2 separate regions of the Homo sapiens genome follow, and region 2 is linked to region 1. Evidence: chromatin loops called from intact Hi-C (ENCODE). Cell type or tissue: endothelial cell of umbilical vein. All regions are shown on one strand.

Evidence for each region. Peaks named below come from ENCODE experiments on the same cell type or tissue, not always from the same donor. Only the 100,000 strongest peaks of a DNase experiment are listed, where the experiment ranks them.
Region 2: it touches region 1 in a loop (7-fold over the local background); 13 of 110 quality-filtered maps call a loop at or near these places.

What each region holds. Positions count from the first base shown.
Region 1 is chr5:142,148,203-142,156,202 of GRCh38, reverse strand. It overlaps NDFIP1 (Nedd4 family interacting protein 1), which reads right to left. Exons shown (of 8, transcript NM_030571.4): 8 at 1,763-4,472. LOC107986455 (a long non-coding RNA gene) reads left to right here. Exons shown (of 3, transcript XR_001742907.3): 3 at 1-1,792. Among named protein-coding and RNA genes, the nearest start is that of NDFIP1, 43 kb to the right of the region's middle. In endothelial cell of umbilical vein, a CTCF peak has its summit at 4,169 (motif pointing left); a DNase peak (open chromatin) is centred at 4,142; H3K27ac peaks cover 284 bases.
Region 2 is chr5:142,651,719-142,659,718 of GRCh38, reverse strand. All of the region lies in intron 1 of FGF1 (fibroblast growth factor 1), which reads left to right. Among named protein-coding and RNA genes, the nearest start is that of FGF1, 30 kb to the left of the region's middle. RefSeq lists a silencer at 3,763-3,812 and an enhancer at 3,681-3,975. In endothelial cell of umbilical vein, a CTCF peak has its summit at 3,865 (motif pointing left); a DNase peak (open chromatin) is centred at 3,838.

The DNA.
Region 1 (8,000 bases):
TGAACACCTCTTTCACTTTCAACCTAAACTTACTCTCCCCTTTGGGAATTCCCAGTGTATTTCTTTGAGATGTCTTCCACATTAACAGTAGAGCCTACAAAGAACCAACATGCAGAGGCTACTTGTCAAAGGGCACTTTCTGTAGGTAGTCTAAAAGAACACAATTATACACATACACAAACGTGTACAGGTATACGCAAAAGGGAAAAGGAGATGCAAGAGTACTGTACTACTGCTTTAACAAATGCTCTCACCCAATCCACCTTATCCATCTTACAGGATAGAAACACTATTTAGGGTTTAAAATACGCAAAAAAACATTTTTTTTAAATATATAAACCATCTATGGAAGCATATTTTGCCTTCTGTTATGACCCTCATCATTCCTCAACTCATATTCTAAAAGCCTGAGAGGTGAAAATCTTCTGAACAGCTGAACCACCCACAGAACCTGAAAATTATTATACATTTTGCACATGATTAACCTATATTCACCACTGAGGTTTAACCAAGAACCAGATTCACATAGGTAATAGGGGTCACAACTACTTTTTCATAAAATATACCCTCCTACTGGCCAGGTGAGGTGGCTCACGCCTGTAATTCCAGCACTTCAGATTGCTTGAGCCCAGGAATTCAAGACCAGTCTGGGCAACATGGCAAAACCCTGTCTCTACTAAAAATACAAAAATTAACTGGGTGTGGTGGCACATGCCTGTAGTCCCAGCTACTTGGGGAGGCTGAGGTGGGATGGCTTGAGCCTGGAAGGTGAAGGTTGCAGTGAGCCAAGATCACGACTTTGTACTTAAGTCTGGGCAACAGAGCGAGACCCTGTCTCAAAAAAAAAAAAAAAAAAAAAAAAAAAATCTATGCATCCATCTATCTATACAAACACACATCCTCCTACTTTACATAAATGTACAATTCCATGTCTATTCTTAGCATGTTTTCAGTTAAAATTAGATTACTGATGTTTACAAGAAGCACGGTCAAATGATTTTTTTCATTTTATGTCAATGTTTACACGCCAACCCTCCAGAAGGTTGGGACAATGGGAAGAGGGCATTGGACTGGATGTAAAGCCTGAGGCCAGGGGTCTAGTTTTGTTAGGGTCTAGATTCTCACCCCAGAATCTTACCCCCTCAGGCAATCACTCAAATTGAAATATCACTTCTATTGGTCCTGATACTCTACTTCAGTAGTTATCTTACTTCTTCCTTTGAATGTAAACCATTTATAGCTAAGTAGAGTATATTTTAGTATAAGAACACAGTGAAGGCTGGGTGCGGTGGCTCACACCTGTAATCCCAGCACTTTGGGAGGCCGAGGCGGGCGGATCACGAGGTCAAGAGCTCGAGACCAGCCTGACCAACATAGTGAAACCCCGTCTCTACTAAAAATATAAAAATTAGCTGGGCGTAGTGGCGCGCGCCTGTAATCCCAGCTACTTGGGAGGCTGGGGCAGGAGAATCGCTTGAACCTGGGAGGCGGAGGTTGCAGTGAGTGGAGATCGCAACACTGCATTCCAGCCTGGGCGACAGGGCGAGACTCCGTCTCAAAAAACAAACAAACAAAAAACACATAGTGAAGACCAAACAAAATTTCATCTGTACTAATAATGACTCACGGTGGGCCAGAGCTCAAGTCAGTATGTAATAAGAAAGCAAAGGGAAAAAAAAAATCATTTACTTCACTAAAACTTCTGTTGTTTCTTTAAAACTCTAAACAAAATTGACCCTATAAGTAAAGATATTCATTCTTATCATTTTTTAACAAGCAAATTTTAATAATGCCTTTTATTTCTATACAAAGCAATGTAACTTTCTGAAAAAAAAAATGGCTATACAGAACCCTTTAAACATAAGAGTACAGAGTTTCAAATGGCAACAAGAAGTTAAGAAACATAGGGCACTGTGTCGTTATGGGTGAATCCTAGTCGTCCTGCAGCCCAAGGTCCAAGCTAGTTTACTCCATAACCTTAAGTAAATAACCGCGGTTCCTATGAATACCTTTCCAAAACCATTTATTATAAAAACTCACTCTTTATCCATTATCAGTATTAACGTATCAAAGTGAGAAAGAACATGGGAGAGAAAAATGACAATTAATGCAGCGTGAACATTTTCATCCTGAATACCAGTAAGGACTCTAGATGATATATGGTGCCCACTTCATGTGCCTCAAAAGATTTTAATTTTCAGAACATTTAAACGATTAAAGAGAAATCATCCTCTTAACTAGGTATTTTAAAGCGTATCAAACTGTAGGTTTACATTTGACAAAGTCTTATGGACCACCAAATACGTAGAAATAGGAATTCCAAATATTTCAGTTCGTTGAATATACAAAACCAAATAAGGCGCAAGGACCTGAAGAATAAACACAAAGCTAGTCTACAATGTTTGAGTTAACGTGATTTAGGACCCTTCTATTTTGTTCTGCAAGATAATTTACATAGTTCTCTCTGCTATATGTGTCCACATCTATTCAGATTGTTACAGATCTTTTCATTCTGGAACTTAGAACATTATAGGCCATACAAACTTCCAAACTCCATTGTTGCTATAATCTGATTCGAAATGGAAAAAAAAAAATCTTCAAAGAAACTTCCATAAAACTCCCTTCTCTATTATCAAATATAACTTCTGAAAAAGAACACACTACACTATTATTCATAATAATCCATAAACTGGTTAGAGGGATCATTGAAATGTCAATCCAGGAGGCTCCTAATTTTCCTGTTTGGCTTTCAAACAACCCACACTTCTGTGCATTATATACTGATATCCTGAACGACTTCCTATGCTGATTCTGGATATACATACACAGCAGATGAATGGACATTTGCAGCTATCAGACTGTGCTGGTGCTGATTTGTGTAGTAATTTGACCATCTTGGTGTATTTTTTCTTCATATTTCTTAAATAGAAAATGAAAAAAATCAAATGGCTGATATCATAAAAACAACTGGTCTCTAAATTTAAGATTGAGACAAGAATAGAAATCAGGAGAAATGAGGAATCTTTAATTTCAACTGACTGAATGCTCACAGGACTCAAACCAGTTGGTGCATTCAACTGAGAAAAAGAACAAATGAGAACATGCAGAAAACACTGGAAATAAATTATCTAAAATTATGTCTAAAAATTGAAGCATAATTAGGAATTCCAGAATGATTTAAGATCTCTACAACTCCTCTCTACTTTTTTAGTCCATTATCTTTTACAGAACCAATGTTCAAATACATTTTTAGGAATGTATTTAGTAGGATATAAGAGGACTTCTTGTGCTGAAAATGAAGAAAAAAATTGACCCAACATTAGTTTTTTAATCGCATCTACTGAATGATTCCCTAAGATTAGAAAAAATTGCCTTAGCAATCAACAAATGCAAGCCAAGAAATTAAGCACTAATCTACAGTAAAAGGTGCTACACAAGAGATATTTATTAATGTTCTGTTGTATTTACAGTTTTAACATAGCAAACCAAGATGAATTACCACTTGGGCAGAAAGCACATCATTCTACATTATAACCCACTGGTTTCTGCTAACACATTGTAAAAGCAAGTAGTACAGTATGTTAGGGATCATCTCAAAAGTTCCAAGCTACTTCTTTCTTTGCTCCTAAGTACCTAATCCTCTCCTTACTCCCAGACTTTGGCCTAATCACCAGGAGACAAAAGGAAAATAAGGGGGGTGGGGGTGGGGGTGGGGGTGAAGAACGCTAATTATAGAAAGAGTGTCAAGAATTACATTTTAGTAATTAAGCTTCATTTGTATCCTAGTGCTTTCTGTTTTATACAGTGACAACACCTTTAGAATCCCTTAGGTACAATAAGGTACCGCAGAATTGTGAATACAGGCTATAAAAAATTAATGCTTATTATTTACCAATTAAAGACTTATTTTTGACCACACCTTAAATGTATTTTTGCACTATGATTTTGCTTCCAGGTGTTCATACAGAATTGAATAAATTTCTAGATTAACTTGAACAGCAAATATGGATTATGTGCAAAAACACAGTCATAGCAAAAGTTTAACTTTTGAGAAAACCCCTTTAAAATGGCCAGCATTATACATATCTTACAATATTTAATTCCAAGTTCATTTTGAGATGGAGGATGAATAAAGCAAGACTGCCCCCTACCGACTACAGGGACATGGCTCATGCTACTTAAAATGACTACAAACAATATATAAGGCATTATTAATACATCACAGACTTGATTGCAAGAGCTTTTTCAAACATTAACCACTAATGATTCAATGATTACAGAATTCTGCATTAACTATTAAAATTTTACACCTAGGAACAAATAGAGAGAAATGATCTTTTCAACAGTACTTTATTTTTTTAAAGCAGGTGATTATTCCTCTGTGTTCTGCATCTTGATTCACTTCCTGCAGGTGTTCTCTTGCTTCTTGAGAGAGAATTCATAAATGCAGGAAGGCCTTTGCCAGAAAACATCTGCCAGAGAAGGATATTGAATATTGAAACTCTAGTTAGCTTGTTATTTTGGCTAAGAGAAGGATGTAGTCACAAAAGAAGGCAGGATGTTTGGAGACACAAGTGCATTTTAACATAGTTTTAAGATTACTGTATACTGACATCACGGTATTCAATAAACATTAAAATTTCAGTTCTTAAAGTTATCAAGGCCTCTAGAACTAGAAAAAACTGGAATGCTTTTTCTAAAAACTCCTGAAGTCAGGAGTCTCTCTTTCCAAACCTCTTAACAAAAGAATACAATGGAAGCAGTGCTACTGCGCATCCCACACTGAACGCTGTCAGCAATGACTGAAACTTGGGACAGAGAGCATAATCCAAGTGCACAAGTAATTTTCCTAATATACCTGAAGATACTGTTTACCCTAACAATTCCACTAGATATTGCACAAGGAAGCTTTCCAGTAAGGATGCCAACCATGTCATGCTATACCTCAACCGAGCATGGCAAAATTAGAAAACAAGGATAAACTCACAGGTACCACAAATACTTTTAAAAAACAAGTTTTCCTAAAAAGTCATTGTATTTGGGGCATGTTTCTCTTAAAATAATACATGTACTTTCAAACTAAATTTTAAGAAAGGAATATATCTGACTGAAATAAATGCTCTCGAAATAATGCCTACGCATTTTACTAAATGCAGTTTTCATCTAATACTTTGAGGCATTTCTGTACTAGTATATTGTTTTGGTTCTCATGAAAATAACTTGGGAAAAACTACAAGTAATTCCCTATATTAACAATAAAAGAAGAACTATTAAGAATAAAAGAAGAAACACTAAAGAGATACATTTACTGCTTAATAAACATTTATTGAGAAACTATTTTGTGGTACTCAGCAAGAAGTGAGAGTTGGATGGGCTCAAATATCGGCCTATAACTTACTTTTCTATCCTCCAAATTACTATAAAAGCCACAAGAAACTCTTCTATGTCTTTTCTTTCTTTTCTTTTCTTTTTTTTTTTTTTGGAGACAAGAGTCTGTCACTCAGGCTGGAGTGCAGTGGCGCGAGCTCGGCTCACTGCAACCTACACCTCCAGGGCTCAAGCCAACCTTCTGCCTCAGCCCCGCAAGTGACTGGCACTAACAGGCGTGCACCACTATGCCCGGTGTCTTCTGTATCTTTTCTGATTAGATTACTGCGTAAGTATTTAAAAGGCTGCCAAAATGGAGAGAGACTACAAACACACTGGAGGAAATGAACATATTTTAATATTATCAACATTTTTCCAAACTATAAATTCATTTGTGTTGTGATTTGAAGTAAACCACTGAAACTGATACAAGGACATCTTTTCTTTAGATTGAGAGACATAAGAGATTGAAAGACCTCGGAAAGCACAGAGACAGAGACACAAAAATATGAGGAACTCTAAAAGCCAAGCAGAAGCAAAAAAGAAAATTGGCAGATGAATATTAAATGAATGTTTTTGCAATGAGGCCAGACTCATTATAAACATAAATAATTTGTTTTATCAGTTTCTATATATTTTTTTTTTTTTTTTTTTTGAGACGGAGTCCCGCTCTATCACCCAGGCTGGAGTGCAGTGGCACAATTTCGGCTCACTGCAAGCTCCGCCCCCCGGGTTCATGCTGTTCTCCTGCCTCAGCCTCCCGAGTAGCTGGGACTACAGGCGCCCGCCACCACACCCAGCTGATTTTTTGTATTTTTAGTAGAGACGGGGTTTCACTGTGTTAGCCAGGATGGTCTTGATCTCCTGACCTCGTGATCTGCCCGCCTTGGCTTCCCAAAGTGCTGGGATTACAGGCGTGAGCCACCATGCCTGGCCCAGTTTCTTTTAATAGATGAAAACTGATGAAACAGTGACTAGTAGGTCAAAACAGAGTTTGCAAGAATATACAATATGGTACGGACAATTACCTGGCCACTTCCTTAGTTTATGATGCTTTAGCATAGGTAAACAGCTTTAATAGATCCCTCAAAGTCAAAGCCTGACACCCAACAAACATTAAAAATCCCTTTGCTTGTTCAGTAAGAGAAGTAAAAATTAAATTAAAATAAAATATCTCAAGAGGACCTAGAGAGGTCACCAGTGGGTAATCTCAATCACCACACAATCTCCAAATGAAAGACTGCTAGAGGGCACTGCTGTCTGAGACTTGGAGGCTTGAGTGGCAGTGTTACAGAAATGCTGGCAGTACACAAACTGAAGAACAAACAGATCTTAGGGACTCTGGACCGTATTACTAAATTATAGATCAGATCACTTTGTAAAAAAAAAAAAAAAAAAAAAGGAATCCAATAGCCTACAGATCATTTAATTCCAAGAGGAAGACAACCAGTTCTTCTTGGAGACATGTAAATTTTGTTTAGCAAAAATTCTACTGGAAACACCATTTCCCTATTATCTTGCTATCTTATAACATAGTCCAATAAGTAAACCTTTACCTTGAGATGAATTTCCTTTAATAAAATAAAAGAAGTATTAAGGAACAGGAGAAAAATTACAGAAAAGGAGAAATGAAAGTGTCTGTTATCACATGGAAAAAAATTAAAATATTTGATGCCTAATAGGTACAGCTCACTAGGTCACTTTTTTAATTATGAAGGCCCTAGCTCATTAATGCTAGGGCTCAAAAACCTCCTTTTTTCCTTCTATTTCAGATGCAGTTAAAATAAATAATTTTAAAATATATTATGCTTCATATGTACAAGTGCTTTTGGTACCACACAAATAGTGTTAGATATAACCAATCAACTGTGTTACCACCTTATTACTGTAGCTAACTCCTCATTCACCTGGCAGCATCAGAGGAGGTGGTAATCCATAAAAATGTATTTTCCAGTGAACTGGTAAATAAGAAAAGTATAAACACTTTACATTTTTTACCATTTCAGGTACAGATGTTTATAACAGGTATCTGTTTCTTCTGCTTCCTCAGTCACATACTTTTTTTTTTTTTTTTTTTTTTTTTTTGAGACAGAGTCTCGCTCTGTCGCCCAGGCTGGAGTGCAGTGGTGTGATCTTGGCTCACTGCAACCTCCACCTCCTGGGTTCAAGCGATTCTTCTGCCTCAGCCTCCCAAGTAGCTGGGATTACAGGTGCACACCACCACACCCAGATAATTTTTGTATCTTTAGTAGAGACGGGGTTTTGTCATGTTGCCCAGGCTGGTCTCAAACTTCTAACCTCAGGTGACCTGCCCACCTCGGCCTCCCAAAGTGCTGGGATTACAGGCGTGAGCCACTGCGCCCGGCCCAGTCACATACTTCTTGATGGCCACTGTGCACACCTTTAGCAGTTCCTTCTGGCATTTTGTTATGAAGTAGGAAAACAGATAACAGCTTATTAATACATTTTTCCCTCCCTTAAGCTTAAATGGACTCTGAAAAGGAACCTGAGAGCTGCCCCTATGATAGTAGTACATGAGCTTTAATGTTTAGCTTTTGTAATATCTACTTTGACTGATTAGAAGGAGGTGTTTTGGGATCACTTCAAGATTGGTTTATTTGTACTATATTTCA
Region 2 (8,000 bases), 500 kb before region 1:
CTCCCGCCAGCAACTCTCTGAAAGATTTTGTTATTCACATTTTATAGATAAAGCTATGAAGCCTGAGTGGTTTCCTGGGATCTGCTGTCAGGCAGCATTTGAATTCAGTGATGTAACTGCCTGTGCTGGGCACTTAACCACCGCTGACACTGCCTTTCATCATTCTGCTTCAAAGTTCCCCCTTAAAACTGATGCAAGGGCTGGGCGCAGTGGCTCACACCTGTAATACTTTGGGAGGCTGAAGTGGGTGGAATACGAGGTCAAGAGATTGAGACCATCCTGGCCAACATGGTGAAACCCTGTCTCTACTAAAAATACAAAAATTAGCTGGGTGTGGTGGTGGGTGCCTGTAATCCCAGCTACTCGGGAGGCTGAGGCAGGAGAATCGCTTGAACCCGGGAGGCAGAGGTTGTAGTGAGCTGAGATCACGCCACTGCACTCCAGCCTGGCGACAGAGCGAGACCCTGTCTCAAAAAAAAAAAAAAAACTGACGCAAGATCTGGTGAAGCATTTTATCAAAGAAAAATACAAAAAAAATTATTATCTTTTATTTGTAAAAAAAAAAATACATGCCTGTTTCACTATAACAAGGATGGCGACCATGGAACCAAAGTGATAAAGAACCTGAATGAGAGCTCATTTCAGACATTCTTCCCCCAACACACGCCAACACCAGCAAATGCAAGGCTTCAGCATTGTTGGTTATGTAATTGTTCTCCAAAGACATTATACCCAGCTCATCTCAGAGTGCATGCTTCCGCTTGCCTATCCATCCAGGTTTTCTTCTCACAATTACTGAGCCTACCACATGCCAGGCACTGGGGACTCAAGTGACCTGGCAGTTCCTCCCCTGGAAGAGTTCATGATCACGGCAGAAGCATCCCCAGAGCACCATGCACACAGGTACCAGGACGGCAACTCTCCGCAGCCTATACTTTCTCTTCCTTCAAATCTCAACTTAAATGTCACCTCTTCAAGGAGTCTTGCTAGTCGGTCTTACTCTATTTTTCTACCTCAGTTCCTTGATACCGAAGGAAATATCCTCCAAAACACAACTGACAATTTTTCTTTCTTTGTCCTTTAACTCGTGAGTGTGTGCGTGTGTGTGTCTGCTGCCTGTGAAGCCCCACTACAATGTGGTCCCATAAGGGCATGAGCCACACTCTCTTATTCACAAAGGTATCTCCAAGGCATGACACATCCTGGGTGCTTAGTTTGTTGATTGAATGAAAAAAAGTTGCAACCAGATAGTCAAGAGCCTTGAATGCCATGCTAAGAAGTTTGGCCTTTGGCCTTTAGGCAGTGAGAAATAACAGGAAATGTGATCAGGGGCAAGGCATGAACAGATCTGTGAATGGGAAGCCAAGGATGGCCATGTTGTGAATGAGGTAAGGGGAATAAGCTACAGAGAGAAAAACTAGAAGCAATTGCCATGGATAAGGCTTGAGAATTTGCTGGCCTGACCTGAGACACTGATGGAAGGAATATTTAAGAAATATTTAGGTAGAATCATTTGGAGATGCCTGTGGGAGTGAGGGAAAGGGAATATGACTAGGGCATATTAAGTGGCTTGGGCTATTTTGTAACCACTGCACTGTCATTAATTAAGCAAAGGCAATGGAAGAAGGAGAATGCAAGACGTCCACCGTGGGCTGTTATCTGCAGAATGTCCTGGAAGATTTCTTGGAGGTGATGGGAGCTTTGAATGCAAAGACCAGGGTGGAGGCACAGGGCAGGATTTGGGAGTCCTGGGTAGAATGTGAGGCAGACCAGCACTCCCAGAGAGCATATATGCATTTAAGACAGAACCACCTAGGACAGGCCCCTGAGGACACCACACTCCAAAAGGTGGTGAAAGGCAGAGAAGCCAGGGCAAGATACTAAGCAAGAGAAGGAGAAAGAAGACCCAGACACCAGCGTTATTATTGAAACCAGAGGGGCAAGAATTGTCCAGAGTGGGTTGGAAAGTTCCGCTGCCCACTGGGCTGAGAGTCCAGCAGAGAATGTGGTAGAGACCCAGTCTTGGGCAGACACTCGGCCGCAGCCGCAGCCAGCAGCCAGCAGCATGGCGAGTGTGGTGGACCAGGTCTCCTGGGGGTTAAAGGGAACCCAGATAGCAGGAATCTCTGAATCAGTAAAAGTCAAGTCAAAAAAGAACAACATTCACAGCTGACCACACGGCCTCAGGCCACCGCAATCAGGTGTGGGAGGAGACCATGGACAAGCTTTTCCAAGGTTGTTTTGGTGGAGGGGTGGGCTAGATGGGGTACTGCAGAGGGCTGGGGATGCCTGAGAGGTGTTGGGGGGGTGCTGACATCCTTCAGAAAGCTGGGCTGTGCAGAGAAGCAGAGAACGGGGCGGGAGCAGGTGGATGGGCAAGATTCTCCAGGGAGAGAGAACTTAGCAAGTTTGGGGGCTGAAGGGAAAGATTCAGTGGACAGCATCCTTGCCCTCTTGAAAAGTTGTTGTTTTTTCCTTTACATTAGAAAATACCTGCAGTAGGCCTGGGTGCGGTGGCTCACACCTGTAATCCCAACACTTTGGGAGGCTGAGACAGGTGGATCACCTGAGGTCAGGAGTTCAAGACCAGCCTGGCCAATATGGTGAAACCCCATCTCTACTAAAAATACAAAATTAGCTGGGCGTGGTGGCACATGCCTATAATCCCAGCTACTCAGGAGGCTGAGGCAGGAGAATCGCTTGAACCTGGGAGGTGGAGGTTGCAGTGAGCCAAGATCTCGCCATTGCACTCCAGCCTGGGCAACAAAAGCGAAACTCTGTCCCAAAAAAGATAAAAATAAAAATAAAAAAAAATACCTGCAGTAACAAAATAAAATGTGAGTTCCTCCTCAGCCACCCCATCCCACTCCCCAGGGGTAATCATTTTTTCAGTTTTCTATCTATGTGTCTACACATAGATATATGATTTTTAAATTAAGCCATGGGATAATTCTGGATATATTGTCCTGAGGCTTCCTTTTCCCCACTCATATGTGTACATGTGTGTCTAGTGCTCTTTTTCTTATGGCTGCCTGCTATTTGCTTAGACCCATAACTTATTTTATCACTCCATTCTGAAGCAACATTGTTTCCAAATTTTCACTATTACAAACAGCACTGCAGTGAATTTCATGCATTGATGTTTGGGCACTTGTGTGAGTCCTTCTATAGGACAAATTCTTAATGCTGGAGTTGTCAGTCACGGGGTCTACACATAAGTATGCTGTTTTCCTTGAAGGGCTTCTTGGATTGGTCTGCTCTTCCCTTATGGACTGGGAATGAAAAATGTGGGGAAGAAGATAGATTTCCAAGGAGGCATGTAAATGGAAAACAAGGCTTTAAAGTATCCCAACTGAATAACAGCTTTTTTTTTAATCAAGATATTGTGGGTTACTATATTTATACATAGTAACACTTATTAACCTGATAAGATGGACCAGGTAGAAATAACTCTCAGAGAGGTAACAGTCTGCTCTTCTCGGTTTAACCATCCATTTTCTATGGCTAGAGTCAATATTGGAAGAAGATACTGGTTCCTGAGGGCACATTTAGATGTGTTAAAAGAGTTATGATGTGGGAAATTTGTTCACAGATTTCAGGGAGATCAAAGACTTAAGTCCATTAGAAATTTTAAAAACAATTATATTCCTAGGACTTGGTATTTAATATGTGAAGTCATCAGTTTAATTATATTTTCAGATCATTCTTTGGCACAGAGTGAGGAAAACCCTCCCTCACTCTTGCAGAGAACGCAAAAACACTCAGGAAAAACAAAGCTGAAGTGTAAACAGTCTCTTTGCAAGGGTCCTCTGATCTCACCAGCGCGGCCAGCACACTGAGCTCGGAGCGCCCTCTTCTGGCTGCGGGCTCCCCTGCACCAGCCTGGCTCCCGCCCACAGGATAAGTCGGGTTTTCAGTGTTTGGAAAGCTGCTCTGGCTCTCCCGTTCCAATATCAGCACATCCTTCAGCTTCTTCTGCTGTGGCCACTGAAACCCCAAGATGTTCTTTCTCAATATTTGTGCAATATTTTCAAGTTACTCTGGGCTCTGCCTCCTCTGTAAGAAGGATTTCTTGATGACTAGTTTTTAAAAACACCCTTCTTAGATCTGAGTTAAGCTATTGGGATTGCAGTTACGTTTGTTAACTGTCGGGAATTAGTAATTTTGGATAAGCAAGAACTAGATCTAGAAGCCAAAGGAGAACAGCAAGCAGGTCTATGTGTCATTACCCAATGCCTGTGAGCAAAGTATGGCTGAGATTGACGTTTTCTGTCCACTCTGGAAAGCTGTCAGAACCTTAGGTCAGCCTCATAGTTCTTGTATTCATTTAACAACTATTTGCTGAGTACCTATGGTGTGGTGGGGAGTGTGCTGGGAGCAGGTCTCAATGGTGGACGAGATGAGGGAAGGGCCGCTTCACTTATTATGTGTGATACCTAGGCAGTGTTAATATTGCAAAATGCTTGGAATTTTACAAGCGTCATAAAGGGTTACCGAAGCCTCCATCATGTTCTTTCAAATTCCCAGTTAATCTATCCTGTGCTGCTATTACCACGTTGAACCAAGTTAATCCTCTCAACTCAGCAATGGCTCCTTCCTAACTTCTTGAAAGGCACCATTCGGTCCTCCAGGGAACATGCTTGTAATCTGTTATGATAGGAAGGAGGAAGCAGCATAAACGAAAACAGTTTTTCCAAAGAACTGACTGTTTTCCTTGGAGCTGGGGTGGGCCAGAGCTGAGGCCCGGCCCTGTTTGGATGTGGGAGCCTGCGGTTACCTGGCTCTATCTTCATCAACCCTGCTGGGTGAGCCACAGGCCTGCAGCCCTCTGCTCTCCCCTGCCTGCTCCTCCTGCAGGTAGAAGAGAAGCCCCTTCTCCCTCTTTCTCTCTCTCAGTCCCGTGTGAATGCCTGGGGCCCACTCGCCAGGCAAAGGGAGATTGGCCCCTGGAAGGAGCCAACCCTAAAGAGGGAGTGTTTCCTTCCAACGAGGCCACAACATTCATGGAGTCGAAGACAGCAGATGGCAGCCCTGGTGGAAGAGCCAGGCAATGTCATCCAAGACAGATAAGGAAAGGACACAAGGCCAAGGGCTGGAAGGTATCAAATCGCAACACAATGTCCAAGATTCCACTAGTTATTTATGCCCCACTTTTGCTAAAACTTCAGATGAACCTCGAAGGGGCAGACATCCTTTCTTCCTCACTTATCTTGGCTTTATAACCACAGCTTGATATTTCTTTGGGAAAAGTAAGAATCTTTCTACTATCCAAAGTTCAATGAACTATCGAGCAGTTCATTATAAGTGAACTTGCCTTCTTAAAGCTAACGTTCTCTCTAAAATCATTGAGTTCCAAGAAGGTGGTACAAAAGGATTGTATTTTGTGAGCTTGCTGCATCAAAAGTCCCCAAATTTCATGTGCCCTTTCCCAAATTATGCTGTTCACTTAAATGCATTTTAACTCTCCAGATATTTATTGAGCTGAGCACTGTGTTAGAAAAAGACCTGGATGCTGCCCTCAGGAAATTCACAGACCAAAAGATGAGATAGATGAATAAACAGATCATGTCAGTCCAGCATGGTAAATGAGATGTTAGAATTACATACAAGGTGGAACTTTTCTTTTTTGAGACAGAGTCTCGCTCTGTTGCCAGGCTAGAGTGCAGTGGCATGATCTTGGCTCACTGCAACCTCTGCCTCCCAGGTTCAAGCAATTATCCAGCCTCAGCCTCCCGAGTAGCCGGGACTACAGGTGCACGCCACCACGCCCAGCTAATTTTTGTATTTTTAGTAGAGATGAGGTTTCACCATGTTGGCCAGGCTGGTCTTGATCTTTTGAACTTGTGATCCACCCACCTCAGCCTCCCAAAGTGCTGAGATTACAGGCGTGAGCCACGGCACCAGGCCCAAGGTGGAACTTTCAAGCCTCTGCCCTCATGGTCTGGAGGGAGAGCCTGACTTAATCAGAAAATACAAAAATAAAAGTAGAATTTAAGCCCCAACCGGTGTCGTAGAAGACAGGCAGGCAGCACAATGAGAGCTGAGGGGTAGAGGAGGACATCCCTGAAGAAGTCACAGCTGAGATCTGAAAGATGGGTCAGGGTTAATTCGCTGTAGGGGGCAGTGAACAGTGGTCCAGGCAGTGAGGAGAGTGTGTGCAAAGGAACTGTGGCAGGAAGGCACGTGACGTATCCCAGGGGCCAAATCAAGGCTGGTATGGCGAATGCACAAAGCTAGAAGGGGAGACTGGGAGGCCGGGCTGGAGAGGTCAGCAGGGCTGGACCCCATGTAGCATCTGGTGGACCACAGCCTTCACTTCTATGTGCTCCTTTCCTCTTCTGCCTGAAGGAATCAGAACAGCACCTACCTCATAGGAATAAGTGAGTCCATTTTTGTAAGGCACTTAGAGGAGGGTGCCGCAACTACCGGCTGCCGTGACTGTTGTAATTATCCCCCTCGTCATCCTCGCCAGGTTGAGCTGGTGGAGGAGGACCCTGCTGGCTCAGGTCGGATGTGTCTTTTTAACAATTCACACTCGATATGTGGGCACAGCTCCACAGAGGTCTCAGAGGCCACAGAAATGAGCATAAACTCCTGTAAAGGTAACCGCTGGCTTTCTGGAGACGCTCTGCATGAATGACTGGCTGGGCTGCCGACCACAGGGCTCAAAACAGCCACCAAGAGTTTATCCCCAAATACCCAGGGAAGAAAACGAGACAGAGGAAGGAGGATGGAGCCTCCCAAGAGAAGGCTGTCTATAAATGGAAAGTGACACTGAAAGAAAACAAATCTTATTTGATGTGAACCCATTTTTGACTCTGTCTGGAAATCCAGGGCAGAAGGAAGTGGAGGGGACAGGGAGTGAGTGAGCAGATGTGCCCAGCATGAGCCTGCCCGCCCGGGGCCTGGCGTGGACACACGTGTGCACTATGACGAGGTGATGAGGAAGGGCTGCGGCCACCGCCGAGGCACCCACTCCTCCAGCCAGACCCAGACAGACGCAAGCACTACTGGGCTGCTTCTGTGCTGTGATGTGTGCCAGGCTGCACGTGTGGGCCCAGGGCTGAGATGGAGAGTAGTGGCCTGGGGTGGGCACAGGCAATGTGGGGAGAAGATTCAAGGGGACTGCAAAGAACACCATGGGGCTCCTGGGCCCTTCTGTTTCCTAAAGGGGGTCTTCAGGGTAATTAGCTCACAGGGTCCTTGTGAGGGGCCTTGAATGGGATGACCTACACAGGAAGGGCCTAGTAAGTAATGAATCAGCGCTCTCTTCAGAGCAGTGCAGAGCCTCCATCACCCAAGGCTTCTAGGTCCAGTTCTAAAACTCACCTGCCCCATAGCACTAGGTGACTTCTGAATGTCCCAGCGCCTCTTGTGTTTCTTCATCCTCAGCCATTAGAGAAGAACTACGACCTTACAATTTAAATGGCTCTACTTCAAAAACGTTAACAAGAAGAAGCACCATTTGGCAACATGTTTTTACTATGTGCAAACACTGTTAAGAACCTTCCCAGGAGGTTATAGCCCAAATAATAAGACCTGGCTTCAGAATGTCTGGGTTCAAATCCCAGACCCATTCCTTCCTGGACATGTGGCCCTGAGCAATTATTTAACTTCTCTGGGTCTGAGTCTCTTTGTCTGGAAAATGGAAGTGCTAATAATTCCTCCATTGCAGCGTTCAGAAAGGACTATGTGAGGCAGTGCAGAAAGAGGCATTTAATAGAGCGCATGGTACGAAGCACTTAATAAACGTTCATGTTTATCGTTATTACAAATTCTCTCAGATTAGGCCACCTATTACCCCTGTACTACAGCCCAGAAATTTGAGGCTGGAAAGAGGTTAAGTGTCCACATGGTGGAATATTATTCAGCACAAAAAAAAAAAAAAATGAGCTACCAAGACACAAAAAATATATGGAGGAATTTTAAAGGCATATTACTAAATGAAAGAAGACAATCTGAAAAGACTATGTTCTGCATGATGTCCACTATAAGACATT